Linked DNA regions of Homo sapiens: region 1 is linked to region 2. A link is an interaction called in ENCODE POLR2A ChIA-PET data of the cell type or tissue named here. Cell type or tissue: Panc1. All regions are shown on one strand. Links, peaks and the distances in the headings refer to the core of each region. The heading gives the core; the rest is flanking DNA. Region 1 overlaps LOC124907774 (a long non-coding RNA gene). Region 2 holds the start of LINC00309 (long intergenic non-protein coding RNA 309).

Evidence for each region. ChIA-PET counts read pairs that join two places held together with the same protein. Peaks named below come from ENCODE experiments on the same cell type or tissue, not always from the same donor. Only the 100,000 strongest peaks of a DNase experiment are listed, where the experiment ranks them.
Region 1: POLR2A ChIA-PET joins it to region 2 with 11 read pairs; 4 of 35 experiments call an interaction of 5 or more read pairs at or near these places.

Annotation. Positions count from the first base shown.
Region 1 is chr2:64,067,385-64,070,298 of GRCh38, forward strand. All of the region lies in intron 1 of LOC124907774 (a long non-coding RNA gene), which reads right to left. Among named protein-coding and RNA genes, the nearest start is that of VPS54, 49 kb to the left of the region's middle. In Panc1, for the core only: no CTCF peak of the experiment used is centred there; no DNase peak of the experiment used is centred there.
Region 2 is chr2:64,203,631-64,206,544 of GRCh38, forward strand. It overlaps LINC00309 (long intergenic non-protein coding RNA 309), which reads right to left and starts at 1,855. Exons shown (of 6, transcript NR_033837.1): 1 at 1-1,855. RefSeq lists an enhancer at 620-949. In Panc1, for the core only: a CTCF peak has its summit at 1,471; no DNase peak of the experiment used is centred there; H3K27ac peaks cover 281 bases.

The DNA.
Region 1 (2,914 bases), core at 200-2,699, 140 kb before region 2:
TAGCTCTGAACTAAGTTATCCATTTTTGAGCCAATTACAGTGACAAGGGAGTTGAGATTATGATGACTGATTTAGATCAGAGGTTCTCAACTGGGAGCAGCACTGCCTCCTTCAGAGTATTTGGAAATGTTGCTCTGACTGGGAGTACCACTGGCTTTTACTGGAAGAGGGATGGGGGAGGGGAGACACAGGACAGTCGTGTGGAATTTTGGTCTGCCAAAAATGCCAATAGTGCCTCTATGAAGAAACACTGACTTAAAACATCAGGGCACACTTCTGAAACAGGAGTTTGTTTTCCCTTAGGTACATAAGCCATACTGGGGCAGGATGGACACCTAAACAAAAATGACTAGACTACTCAGGCTCCTTCCTAATCTTTATTGACTCCCTTCTATCTTTACTTAGATCCCTGCTCAGCCTATTATGTATTACTTTTAACTAATCTCTTGACAATGTCATTTACTTCCTAGCCCCATTCTGCTGTACCTACCCAGATAAATCCTATAGTGACACTGACTTGAGAAAGATACTTTCAAACCTTTTAAAAATCAAAGCTATAGGCCAGGCGTGGTGGCTTATGCCTATAATCCCAATACTTTGGGAGGCCCAGGTGGGGCAGATCACCTGAGGTCAGGAGTTCAAGACCAGCCTGGTCAACATGGTGAAAGCCTGTCTCTACTAAAAGTACAAAAATTAGCTGGATGTCATGGTGGGCGCCTGTAATCCCAGCTACTCAGGAGGCTGAGGCGGGAGAATCGCTTGATCCCGGGAGGCGGAGGTTGCAGTGAGCAGAGATCACACCACTGCACTCCAGCCTGGGCGACAAGAGTGAGACTCCATCTCAAAAAAAAAAAAAAAAAGCCAGTGTAGTGGCTCATGCCTGCACTTTGGGAGGCCGAGGTGGGTGGATCACAAGGTCAGGAGATCGAGAGCATCCTGGCCAACATGGTGAAACCCCGTCTCTACTAAAAATACAAAAATTAGCCAGGTTTTGTGGTATGCGCCTGTAGTCCCAGCTACTCAGGAGGCTGAGGCAGGAGAACTGCTTGAACCCGGGAGGCAGAGCTTGCAGTGAGCCGAGATCATGCCACTGCACTCCAGCCTGGTGACAGAGCAAGACTCTGTCAAAAAAAAAAAAAAAAAATCAAATCTATATAATATTTAAAAAAAATTTTTTTTTTTTTGAGATGGAGTCTTGCTCTGTTGCCCAGGCTGGAGTGCAATGGAGTGATCTCAGCTCACTGCAAGCTCCGCCTCCCAGGTTCATGTCATTCTCCTGCTTCAGCCTCCCGGGTAGCTGGGATGACAGGTGCCCGCCACCACACCTGGCTAATTTTTTGTATTTTTAGTAGAGACGGGGTTTCACCGTGTTAGCCAGGATGGTCTTGATCTCCTGATCTTGTGATCCACCCACCTCGGCCTCCCAAAGTGCTAGGATTACAGCCGTGAGCCACTGTGCCTGGCCTTTTTGACTTTTTTATGCAGAGTCCTTCTCTGTCACCCAGGCTAAAGTGCAGTGGTGAGATCTCAGCTCACTGCAACCTTCGCCTCCTGGGCTCAAGCGGTCCTCCCACCTTGGCCTCCCAAATTTCTGGGACTACAGATGTGAGCCACTGCACCTGGCCCTTTGTCTGTATTTCATGTATACCTGTGCACATCCATGTGTTTGTATATTGTCTTCATGATACCAAATGCACTTATACATAAATGAGCACTCAGAAATTAGTAAGCCCAAATAAATGCTTTCCAAAGTTCCCATTGACTCGAGTAACTCTTTTGGTAAATAAGGCTAGTTTAATATTGTTGGTTTAATAAAAACAACTATGTCTTCTGAGTTAGCAACAAAATATATATATATTTAACTTTAAGATTCTTGCCCAATCATAAAAATGGTGAATAGAAAATTTAACTTGAAATGGATAGATTTGTCCAATTGTAAAATTTTCCAAACATGATTGTTAAAAATAAATAGGCCGGGCACAGTGGCTCATGCCTGTAATCCCAGCACTTTGGGAGGCCGAGGCGGGCAGATCACCTAAGGTCAGGATTTCCAGACCAGCCTGGCCAACATGGTGAAACGCTGTCTCTACTAAAAATACAAAAATTAGCCAGTTGTGGTGGCAGGCGCCTGTAATCCCAGCTACTCGGGAGGCTGAGGCAGGAGAATCGCTTGAACCCGGGAGGCAGAGATTGCAGTGAGCCAAGATCGCACCATTGTACTCCAGCGTGGGGGACAAGAGCGAGACTTCATCGCAAAACAAATAAATAAATAAAATAGATGTAAATGAGGTAGAAATTTATAAATGAACTTTTAATAATTATTATGTTTTATAAAATGTTTACTTGAAAAGGGTTTTCAAATCTTTTTGAGCTATAGCGTTAGAATTTTGCTAAACTAAATGATATTCATTGCATATGATAATCTAAATCATCCACAAATAAGATATAATGCTAAGACATTAATTACTAATCATGAGTTTAAGCTTACATGCTTTTAACTTCAGAAAACAAAAGGTATTTAGATACACTAAAAATGTTCTGTTCCACATTAAAAAATTGTTCGATTAGAAAAGCCTAAGTTTCAGGCCGGGCGGGATGGCTCACGCCTGTAATCCTAGCACTTTGGGAGGCCGACGCGGGTGGATCGCCTGAGCTCAGGAGTTCAAGATCATCCTGGGCAACATAGTGAAACCCCGTCTCTACTAAAATACAAAAAATTAGCCGGTCGTGGCGGCGTGCACCTGCAGTCCCAGCTACTCGTGAGGCTGAGGCAGAATTGCTTGAACCCGGGAGGCGGAGGTTGCAGTGAGCCAAAATTGCACCACTGTACTCCAGCCTGGGCGACACAGCGAGACTCCATCTCCAAAGATTCATAAATTCAAGTTGGTACTTGACTGAGAGTTAAAAATTGCTT
Region 2 (2,914 bases), core at 191-2,690:
AAAAACAAAACAAAACAGCAAATAGAAGTTTTATGGGAATGGAAATGATTCACGGAGAGCTGGTTGCAGCAGGGAACTGGGCCTCGCTTGCATCTGGAGATCAGGGCTCTGTAGAGCCAGTACTTGCCCCTGACCCAGCCCCCTTTCCAGCAGTGTTTATATGCTTTCTCTGCTTCAGCTGATCAGAGGATATTCCATTCTAAGCCTTTCATGGGACAATGTTTATGTGATTTTTTTTTTCTTCTTCTTTGTGGGGAGGATTCCTCCCTGCCTCTTGGAGCTTAGCAGCACTAAGAAATGTCATCCTAAGGTCACATTTAGATTAAAACCCAGTAAAACCTGATGGACTTGTTATAGCAAGTGACTGTGAGGGACACTCACAGTATGATGACTGTGGCTTGCTAGTCTACCATGGGGACAGGAATGAGGGTGGGTCACAGGAGGTCCTAACGGGGAGGCAAATCTGCTTTAGCAGCAGCTCGTTTCAAGAGGCTGGGTGTTGCGGCATTAATTCTCCTGGGTTGGGAGCCTGGGCAGGGTGGGTGTCAAGTGGCTCTGGCAACTGGACCCCTTCGGGGTTGCCCTCAGGATCAGGATGAAAAGGGGGAAGTCAGGCTGGAGCAGCAGCGCGGTTCACGCAGAGAGCACCCCAGGCAGCCACGAACTGGCTTGCTCCGTTCAGATTTCTCTTAAACAGCAGTTTTCCGTTTCTGTTCTATGGCCTCTGAGGGAATTTCCCAAATTAACCTTCACTAAGCTTTCCTGAGGGACTGTTTTTGAGCGCTGATGGGGGAATTTCCCCCTTTTGACCACACTGTTGCCCGGAGACTTGTTGCTGCTCTTCATCTGGGGATTTTCTCACTGGCATTTTGCTACTTCCTGTTTCCCAAGAGTCTCTGCTCTCTGGGAACTGAAGATTTATCAAGAGAAGGGGACAAACAGCCTTTAGGAAAAAGGGGAGGAGGGTGTATTTAATACAGTGGTGCTTTTCTTCCCCTCCTTTAGTTCTTTGCTACAGTAACATTGGATTTGAAAATCAGGCCCAGGGAGCTTGCTGAGAGCTTCGGATTGATTACGCTAAACATTCCACAGGAACTTGAGTTGTACGGTGTAATCACAAATCACATAAATGATTGTTTTATTAGAATATCTATCCTCTATTTGGGATGGATAGAAACCCCTGTGTTAAAAGAAACCACTAAAGAAATCATTACTCCTTTTACTTAGTGAAAATGCACTACCACTTGTTGAATGTTTCCTGTGTGTCAGCCATGGCACTGGGGCTTTGCATACATTTCTCGTCTGATGCTAGCAACAACCTGGAGGAGTAGGGCTTATTCAGACTCATTTAATAGATGAGCGAACCAAGCCTCGAAGAGGCTCTGAGAGGTTAACTGACAACCACATTTTCCCGGCTGGTATTAAGCAAAGCTCCAATTCTGTGGATTCCTAAAGCCTATGCTCATATTTACTCAGCTATAAATTTGTATTGAACTGGGGATTTGTTTCATGGGTCTCTTAGGTGCTATTACCAGGAAAGCAGCAGGAGAGACCCCGAGAAGAAGCAGATCCCCAAAACCAGAGGTGAAAATATTTTAGGGAGCAGTATTGATAGTCCTTGGCTTAACCCTGTGCACTTGCCAGGCCCTTTTGCCATGTCACCTGGAAAAAGCTGCTGACTTGAAAGGTGACAGGAATAAATATATTTAAAAAGCTTCAATTGAACGAATTCATTAGTTCTTTCTCTTAGAGAAACTTTCCACCTAACCACTGCTGTCACCTTGCTACTTCCTACCCTAGCTTTGTACATTTTATCAAGGGTATTAGAAATAATTCCCCTGGGGACAGGTCCCAGAATCTCTCTGGCCCTGCTCTGTGGAAGTTGACATCTAGAGAAAATAATGTTCTGGAATTGCTCTACCTCCTTGACTCTTGATGCTCTTAAGCCAGATGAGTGTCTGTGCATGCATGTGTGCACGTGTGTCTGTGTTCTTGTGGTATGAGGTTCTTGGGGGATGGATTATTAGCCACAGTTGACCTTTGCAAAGTTCTCCAAGTATTAAATATTTTCACTTCCACTGGAGGAGTGATCAGCATACACGAGGGGGTGCTGGAAGCAGCTTGGGGAGTGACCTGGCTGTTCCTGGGAGTTCCTGAGGAAAGGGGGTGCAAAATCTGCATTGGTGCCCCCTGCTTCCTGCACACTTTGCAGCAGCTCTTCCTCTCCAGGGTTTGTCTAGGAGGGCTCCTAGCTGTATTGTCTTCATCCACATAGTGAACTCTGATAACCACCAAATGTTGAGAGTTGACTAGTTGCCTAATAGTTTACCTGCATTGACTTAACTTGATCCTCACCCATGAAGGTAGGCAAAATGATTCCGTTTAAAACAAAACAAAACAAAAACAGTGAGAAGACCAAGGCCCTGGAAGGTTAAAATGGCCCAAACCTACCGGCCGGGCGCGGTGGCTCACGCCTATAATCCCAGCACTTTGGGAGGCCGAGGCGGGCGGATCACGAGGTCAGGAGATCGAGACCTTCCTGGCTAACACAGTGAAACCCCGTCTCTACTAAAAATACAAAAAATTAGCCGGGCGTGGTGGCGGGCGCCTGTAGTCCCAGCTACCCGTGAGGCTGAGGCAGGAGAATGGCGTGAACCTGGGAGGTGGAGCTTGCAGTGAGCCGAGATCACGCCACTGCACTCCAGCCTGGGTGACAGAGTGAGACTCCGTCTTGAAAAAACAAACAAACAAACAAACAAACAAAAAATGGCCCAAACTACCTAACTAGTAAGTCAAGGGGTTGAGATTCAAATATTGGTGGGTCTGATTCATAGCTGTAGCTTTATTATGGCCAGGGGTGGGTGAGTGGAGTAAATCTTATTTATTTTTTAATCACTAGGAAACTATATCCTAG